Regions from separate parts of the Mus musculus genome. Here region 1 is linked to region 2. The links are chromatin loops, found by intact Hi-C in ENCODE. Cell type or tissue: heart. All regions are shown on one strand. Each heading gives the region's core, and the rest is flanking DNA. Links, peaks and the distances in the headings are about the cores only. Region 1 overlaps Cd101 (CD101 antigen). Region 2 holds the start of Ptgfrn (prostaglandin F2 receptor negative regulator).

Region 1 (4,384 bases), core at 260-4,259, 110 kb before region 2:
CAAAAGAGCCAGGTAGTAAAGATGTGGCCTTGGCTTGGCACTACTGGAAAGTTGATGGGACCTTTAAGAGGTGGAGCTCAACGGGAGGTCATAGGTCACTGGGAGCACAGCCTTAAAGGGGACAGTAGAGTTCTGGTATTCATTCATTCTTATTCTTCCTCCCTCCCTCCCTCCCCTTTTTCTCTTTGCTTCCAGGATGCCAAGAGGTGAGAAGGTTCTTGAAGTGCCACACCCTCCCCTCTTATCCATCTTGCTGCCAGACGGAAGCCATAGACCAACCAACCATGCCCTGAAAACTCCAAAACAATGAGACAAAAATATTCCTTTCTTCCTTAGAAGTTATCTCAGGTCTTCTGTCCCAGAGATGGGAAGCCAACAACCACAATGGACTTCTCATGTTCTTCCATGGCTAAATCTCACCCTCCACAGGGAAAGTCAAGTGCTTTGGAGACCCTGGCTACGGTGATTTGAGTAAGATAACCCCATCTATCTCAGGCGTTTGAACACTTGGTCCTCAGTTGTTGGTGCTGCCTGGGGAGGAGTAGGAAGTATGGCCGTGCTGGGGGAAATATGTCACTGTGGCAGGCTTTGAGAGTTTAAGGAGCCATACTGCCCTTCTAGTTCACTTTCTCTGCTTCGTGCTTGTAGTTCAGGATGTGAGCCCTCATTGTCTGTGCCAGCTGCCATACCCACTACCTGCTGCCTCTGCTCTGCCATCATGGCGTCTAACCCTCTGGAATTATAGGCCCAAACAAATTAATTCTTCTATAAGTTACCCTGGTCACGGTGTTTTATCATAGCAACAGCAAGGGAACTAATCTGCTGGCTTTCTTTCTAGTCGGGTGGGAGGGAATCAGGAGGTGAGTCTGTGGTGAGTCTCACAGATGCTGGGATGGCATATGATGATGGTGACAGGGACGGGCACACAGGATGCAGGAAGAAATGTGGCACTGGGTTATTCTGCCCCCAAGACGCTAGCCTTCAGCATGAAGGAACTGCCTTCCTGGGAGGAGACAACTCCATTTAGTGCAGTCTGCCACCAAAGGGCAGCACAGGGCCCTCTGCACAGTGCTGAGTTGGCCAAGTGTGAGCCACTGTCAGCTCTGGTGCTTCTAAATGACCTCTCAGGGGAGGGCACTGGTTGCTCCGGATCCTGCGGTGCCCATTTCCCACCATCTGCCTCTCACCCAGATTTGGAAGAGAGCTGGTGACACACGAAACCATTACAGTTTGGCATTTTGAATCAATCCGACTAAGTGCCCCAGACTCAAAGAACAAGGCCTGCAGAATGGAGCCAAAGACGTAATGAACTCACTTCGTCTTGAGCAATCGTTTAGAAGTTGCTTCCTTCTGCCCATGTCCAGGCACACCAGGAAGAGCTTTGCTTTTGGACATTTCTGAGGAAATGCTGACTTGAGAGAGAGAGAGAGAGAGAGAGAGAGAGAGAGAGAGAGAGAGAGAGAGGTGTTTTCAGCCTCTCTCTACCTCCATTCAGAACTTGGGCCATATGAGGTCACTTGAGAGATCTGGCTCCTGCCAAGAACTAAAAGTGGGGTTTGGATCTCTGCAGCAAGTGTAGGCGGCCCCTGACAGCTTCCTGTTTTAACCTAATTGAAGGAGTGCTTGTTCATTCTCTCAAGTGTTAGCTCAGTGCCTCGTGCCAGACCTTGTTGAGTATGCCGAGGAGAAGAAACAAATGGCCTCTCTAGAAACTCCAGTGTGGGAGGAATGCATGCCTCCTTTAAGAATCCATTCCTTAATAAATTCTTATCTAAATAAAAACAGAGATACAGTGGTCTGGCCTACCACTGCATCAAGACAATTTTTCAGAACACAACATTTAGGTAAGGCGTTTGTCTGGCATGCATGCACAAAAATCTGGGTCTGAACCCTCGTGTTGTCTATGTGTGCTGTGTATATATGTGTATATATGTATGCTGTGATAGGGCAGATGTGTAATCCTAGCACTGAGGAGGTAGAGGCAGAAAGATCACAAGTTCACGATTATCCTACATAGCATGTGTTCAAACAGCCTGGGAGCATGAAACCTTAACTCAGAAAAAAAACAAACAAAAAAAAAAAAAAAAAAAAAACCAGGCAACACATTTGTACTTAGGATCTGAGGTGAGACAAAAAGGCTCAGCCTTATAGCACTCACCTTAGAGAGTCACTGTAAAGAGACAGTTGGGGGTGGGGGGAGGGAGGAACTAGGTCCAGGATATGTCTGCTCTGCCTCCACTCAAGCCACGTGATCCATGGCTCTTTCGTGGAGTTCTAAAGCTAACCCCATCTGGTGTGGCCAAATAGGGGAGGTGGTGAAGTGAGGAGCCGTTATAAGCTGTCTTTGATTTGGAGTCTACCAACATGCAGAGCTGGCAGTCAGCAGGAGTCAACTGAGTCAACGCCAGCAAACATCTGTGCCTGTCTTGGGTGCCCCCTAGTGGTGATCTGTATGGTACAGGTAGCTGCAGGGTGATGACGGAGAACCACAAGGGCTCAGATGCAGACCAGGAAGGATATTAGGAGGAGATGCTGGGCCGCTGTCAGGACTGCATCTCCATCCAACCCTGCTGCCTCTTCCTCTGTGTACTGTAAACATGCCCCCGAGCCTACCGACTTGAACCTCAAGCAGGACAAATAATTAAACCTCATGTATCAATGTTCCCTGCCATTTCTTCTGGTTTTCTCTCCTGACCTTTACAGCTCTTGAGAAATTACCTTACACCTAGCCTGTCAGCTTCCTCACTCTTCAGCCTCCTCAGGCTGACTTTCATATAGCTTTTCTGCCTTTACCATGTTAGATCCAGTGAAGATGTTCCCATTCTCTCTGTCGCTGTCTCTCTGTCTGTCTCTGTCTCTGTCTCTGTCTCTGTCTCTGTCTCTCTCTCTCTCTCTCTCTCTCTCTCTCTCTCTCTCTCTTTCTCCCTCTCTCTTTCTCTCTCTCTCTCTCTCTCTCTCTCTCTCTCTCTGTGTGTGCCTCTGCCTTGTCCTCTTGAGTCAGGGTCTCTCCTGTAGCTCATGTTACTTTTTGCCTAGGCTGGCAACCAGCAAACCCCAGAGAGCTTTCCTACTTTGTCACCAATAGAATCACACGTGCATATGAGGTCATGCCTGGCTTGTTGCAGGGGTCCTAGGACCTGAACTCTAGTTACCATGGTTACACAGCTGTTTTTTTTTTTAAGCCCTGAGGCATCTCCCATTCTTATCTTAAGCAGCCTATTGTACTTTTCCCTCTCTTGAGTTTCTCTCACCTCCTGATACCCACTGATACCTGATACCCACTGATGCCTGGCACTTTACCTCGGGGGTCCTCCCCTGAGCATCATTACTGGCCATACATTGATATCTCCTAGTGTACAAGTTAGGTGTGGGTCACCCTTGGAATTCCCACTATTTCCCAGATAAACGCTTCTTAGAAACTCTTTTTGAGTTGCGGTCCAGCTCAACTTGCACATATCAGAAAAATCTCCCGCTCTAAGCCTGGGTTTGGTTTTGCTTGGTAAACGGTCTCGTGATCCACCCAAGCCCCAATACTGATTTGCCTCTTCTGCTCACTCACTGACCACAGATGTCTAGCTAGCTAGCAACCTCCAAACACTTGACTGTTCACTCGTCCCTCCTTCTCACTAGCACCGCCCGAGCTCAGGCCTCCATCTCCCCTCATCTTGGCTACAGTTTCATGTAGCTCACCCTGCTCTGTCAGCCTCCCTTCACCTCAGCTTCACTGCTCCACTCAATGGGAACCTTCTAAATGTGACTCTGAGGGTGTCGCCGCTGCACCTGAACCTATGCAGTAGCACCCATAACTGCCATGATAAAGCACCTCTCCCTCACTTTAGACACCAAGCACATCTTAGCTCTGTGCTATTCCCACACCCGTTCTCCCATCGCTTAGTCTTGTGCATTGAGATCCAGGCATTCTCTACCACTGAGGGTCCCTTGCTCTGGCATGGAGTTTTAGATCTTTTTGCCATCTTGTATACCATTCCTTAGAATAGTTTTCCTTCTTCCCATTCATCCATATTATAGGGGACCTTCCCAGATAGCATCCATCCTTGACCCTTCACTCCAGTTCAGTTGCTCTCTCTGCATCCCGGGACTATTTCTCTGATGATGCTCAGCACAGCAGGTTCGACTCTTCCCACTCTGTGGGAACGACCTCTGCCATAGGTACTTTTGTGTGCTCAGATCTCATACGATTACTTATTGAGCAAACTAAAACAGTCTGCCACATAGATGGGTATAAGCATATTACGTAGGTATGTGTGATGGTTAGAGTCCTTAGCTTGACTGAATCTGGTATCACCTAGGAAACAGGCAATTCTGTGGAGGGTTATCTTGATCATGTTAACTGAGGTGTGAAGGCTTGCCCACTGTGGGTGGC
Region 2 (4,384 bases), core at 226-4,225:
GGTTGGATGCACGGGTATACCACCATGATTCATTCCCCAAGCTGTGCTTTCCCGACCCTGGGCTGCTGGCTGTGGTTTGTTTATTCACTTGGTCTGAGGGATGGAATCCAAAACCTGGCAAAGATAAACAAGCACAGAGCTACAACCCTAGGCCCCCAAGGGCATCCTTTTTAAACTTCTACCTCACGCTACCCTCTCAACTGGTACATCCACAGACTACACACTGACCACTCTAGGGAGAGTCAGTCACATAAACCACAAAGTGAGTAGCAGATGGGAGTGGTGCCCCAGGAATCTGTGCAACCATAGGCCATGGCCCTGCCTGACCCAGACGTATAAGCCAATTAAATGGTGGCGACTGTCCCCAGCAATATGCAACAAATACACAACTTGCAAAGACTGATGCCTGGCAGATCAGAAACCACAGAAGACTATTGGATGTTTTCTGTACATGGGTTGTGGCTGGAGAATTATGTCTAGGGGAGTTCTTAGAGGGAGTCATTTCCAGAAAACCCCTCGGAGGTGAAGTATCACAGTAGCAGCCAGAAAGGCTAGTTCACAGGCAGCCAGGACTCATGGGGAGCTGGGACAGTAAAGTCCTAATGCCAGCAGAAGGGGAGTGGTGGCAGGAGGTCCCCACGGGGATCCTCACACCATCAGAAGTGCAGTCATTTAGCCCCTGTGCAGCTGAGGCCAGGCTGGGATAGGCAACACACACCACGTGCTCTGGGAAAGCTTGAGATACATCGTCTGCAGGGGCTTGGAAGGGAACCCAGGGCTGGGTCTGGAATTCTGCTTGTCCTAGATGCCACTGGTCACAGGGAACCACGCATATAACCACACTTGGGGATCTGCCTTCCTGAACCAAGGCAGGCATTAAATAAATACATCAAGTGGCTGGTTAAGATCACCCTGTGTATCTATGTGAAGATGGTGTCTGTGTAAGGAGTGAATGGAAAATGGAGGGGGGGGGAGCCCAGGAAAGATTCCTTAGGTGGGTGAGGGGATACTGGGCCAAACCACTGAGAGACACCAAGGGTTTCCAGAGGGTAAAGGAGAAGGGGGCAGTAACGAGGGAAGTAACAGGTAGAAAAGTTGGAAAAGCTGGGCTCTCGGGTCTTTGTGTATAAATCCGAGCCTAGCTAGCTTCAGGAGACGCTGGAAGGCAACACTGAGGCAGATTTGGCTAGATGGCAGGGATGGTACAAGACTGTCACAGTAACGCTGGGCTACCCAGTGACCTTCGTGGAAGGAAGTTGGATTCTCTTGCTTCCCTGGAAAAGCAACTCAGCATGGGCTAGCGAATGAAGAGCGATCCCGACCGGCCTCGGCTATGGCGGGACACAGCAAAGGCTCACATTTCCGCCCAGCCGGGTACGCGGGCCGGGGCCGCCCGCACCTTCCGGGGCCGGGAGTTCAAGGTGAGCCCGGCTCACGGTGGCCAACAGGTAGAGAGCGCTGTGGGAGAACCGGCCACGAGCCACTCCCCCGGCACACGTGAGGACCCGGCTCGGTCAGGCCGGGCGGCTCCGGCTACTGGGAGCGCGGGCCCAGGAGGATGTGCACCGGGCTCAGATCGGCCCCACATCGCTCCCCGCCCGGCCGGCGGCCCGGCGCTCCGGATCCCGGTCTCCCGGGAGCCGCCCCGGGCGCCCCGGGTGCCCCAGGCCCCGAGCGGCAGCCGCGCCCCCCCGGGACCCAGCGCCCCACCGCGCCCCGCCGCGCCCCACGCGCACTCACCCAGCGACAGGAGCGCCAGCAGCAGCGGCCTCGGCGCCGGGCGCCCCATGCTCGGCCGGCGGGAGCGACTCTCCGCCTCCTCCTCCTTCCCCGCCGCCGCTCCTCCTCCTCCTCCTCCAGCTCCGGCTGCTCCAGAGTCGGCTGCTCCGCCGGGCCGCGCGCCTGCTCCGCTCTCCCCGCTGGCCGAGCGAGCCCAGCGCCGGCGCGGACGTGCGCACCTGGCTCGTCGCGGCCCTCCTCCTCCTCCTCTCCCGCCCTCCGCCAGCCGCCGGGCCCCGGAGCCGGCCTCGCCGATCCCAGGGCGCAGCAACCCGGACCGCCTCCCGAAAGCAAAAGGGAAGAGCCGTGGCGTCCGCCCGCCCGCGCCTCCCACCCGGCGCTTTGCCAGCAACAAACACAAACTTTCCCAAGCCCCTCCCCGCTCCAGGTAACGGAGGAGGCGCTGGGGCCACCCGCTTAAAGGGGAGGAGACGCCCGAGCCCACTCAGCCTTCCCCTCGGGCCCCCAGCCCTCGAAAAACTTTCCTCCGACCTTTAAAAGTTGGCCTGGAAGACTTGTCTGGAAACCTCATCTTTTGGGCCCTATCCCGGGACGCCCGGCATTCCTTCGCGGTGGAATCCCCACGAGTGTCTCGCAGCCAGCAACCCACACGTACACCCTCTGGTCTCCAGCTAAGCATGCCACCAGCCACCTGCTTAGCCCTTGCTAAAAATAATTACACAGATAGGAATGAAAGAGCTTCAAAGGCAGTGAATTCCCACCCCCTCATGGTCCAGAGGCCTGATGTGCTTGGGAGAGTTGGCAAGGGACTCTCAGCCAAGCATCAAATTCAACAAGGCTCTCTAACCCACCACCCTGTAGTTGGGTGGGCCTGCCTCCTTCCTGGCCCACCTCCCTCCTCTCCAGGGTCCCTGTGGTACTAATTAGAACAACTTCCAACTAAGGTACCCATAAAAGAAAAGAAAAAAAAGAAAAGAAAAGAAAAGAAAACCCACACCATCTATTATTAGCCGTAGTGCTTCAAATGGTATGTCTGCCGCCTGAGACTATATTCATTGCTTTAAGTGGACACAACTGGGTTTCCATTAAAGACTCTTTTTCCTCCCACAATAGAGTTTTGTGCTTTGGATTTGAATACAAAAGACTCCACAGCTCTGGGGGGAAAATCAGCGTTCCTTGTTTAAAACGTCCCAAGGATGAATCAGACATTCAGAAAGGCTCACTGGTATCCAGTGACCCCCTCCGTCGCCCGGGCCTTTCATTAATATATGTAAAACAAATCACAGATGTTCCTGGGGAAACTGCCTTCTCTGGTGCAGAACATTAAGCTTGTTCTGATTTCCACAAGCGTTTCTCGTTTCTGCCAACTGACATGCGACTGACTGGCCAGGTGTGAACCCTTCCGAAAGAGACTCCTAAAATTGTATTCCCAGCCAGGCGTGGTGACCTCCACTGCACTCTGTAGGTAGAGGCAGGATGGGCTCAAGGTCATCCGTCCCTGGCTTCAAACAGAGATCAAGGCCGGCTTGGGCTACAGGAGACCCTGTTTCAAAAGACCAAAATAAACAAATTCCTGGTGGTTCAACAATGGAGGTTTACTTACTGTCACAAAGTGGTAACAATTAAACAGAGATAAAATGGTATGGTAACTTTGGTGTTGAGTATATTTCCCCCTCAATATTTTTTTTCTTTTAATTTCTGTCTTGCCACCAAGCCTTTCCCAGAGTTTCCCCCACCCCTATCCATGTTCCTGTTGTTCTTTTTCCCAGAATTTCTGTAGGAAGGTCAATTTTCTTTTGTTTCTTTCCATTCTATCAAGCCTGAATATGAGCCTCATGTTAAGTTTTGAAATATGCTGGAACTACGGGAAAACGTAAGGCCTGGCTCTTCCAGCAGCTCAGCCTTCAGCTCATCAATCTTTCCGGGTTCTGACCACCCAGAATGCTTAACGTCTGGCCTGCACATTTTGGCACTTGATCACAGTCAGCTCAGCACACTATGTATACTGCTTCCACCTCTGCCTAATAACTGGAGGATCTAAGAGGCGGACACATTGTCAACTTGCATCCCCTCCTCACTGGAGAGGAGTTCTGTGCCCTTTGTTTAACAGACAAAAATCTGGACCTTGGAAAGCCTTCCACATGCAGTCAGAGAAGAGACTCTGAGCTAGACCCTGGAACTGCAGCCCTGGTGAGTCAGTTGCTGCCAGTGCCCATAGCCTACAGGGTAATTTAGTGGGTGTGGCAGCAAGTGCAAAGTCCAGTCACGACCCACCCAGGAAGCAGTCAGTACTGGAGACGTTTTTCACTGCCTTCCCCAAAGCTTAACTGTATAGTAAGTCAGGCAGTCCAGGAACTCACTAGATGGAACCTACATGGAGGGACTTACAGTAAGTGTACACATAACATGATGGAAGGGGGAGGGGAATCATTCTCTCCTCCCATCTCAGCACCCAAGTATTATTAAACTAATGGGACATTTTATAATCACGGTAATAACTGTGGTGAGCAACTGAACTGGTAGGAATAAATGAGACTATCCAGGCAAGGCAAGTGCAAAGAAGGCTTAAGTGGATCCAGGCTGTCAGCTGACTGATTGGCAACCAGTCAGCTGTTATCATGAGAATCCACAATGAGCCACTGAT

The links. Peaks named below come from ENCODE experiments on the same cell type or tissue, not always from the same donor. Only the 100,000 strongest peaks of a DNase experiment are listed, where the experiment ranks them.
Region 1: a loop joins it to region 2, with 2.0 times the contacts of the local background. A loop is called at or near these places in 2 of 42 quality-filtered maps.

The regions. Positions count from the first base shown.
Region 1 is chr3:100,996,764-101,001,147 of GRCm38, forward strand. The region is part of intron 8 of Cd101 (CD101 antigen); the gene reads right to left. Among named protein-coding and RNA genes, the nearest start is that of Ttf2, 29 kb to the left of the region's middle. In heart, for the core only: a CTCF peak has its summit at 2,442 (motif pointing left); DNase peaks (open chromatin) are centred at 1,598 and 2,458.
Region 2 is chr3:101,108,352-101,112,735 of GRCm38, forward strand. Ptgfrn (prostaglandin F2 receptor negative regulator) reads right to left here and starts at 1,815. Exons shown (of 9, transcript NM_011197.3): 1 at 1,741-1,815. The coding sequence starts at 1,789. It overlaps Gm52612, which reads left to right and starts at 615. Exons shown (of 1, transcript XM_030252967.1): 1 at 615-3,389. The coding sequence starts at 1,559. The coding sequence ends at 2,200. In heart, for the core only: no CTCF peak of the experiment used is centred there; DNase peaks (open chromatin) are centred at 730, 1,440 and 2,050; H3K4me3 peaks cover 2,521 bases; H3K27ac peaks cover 3,172 bases.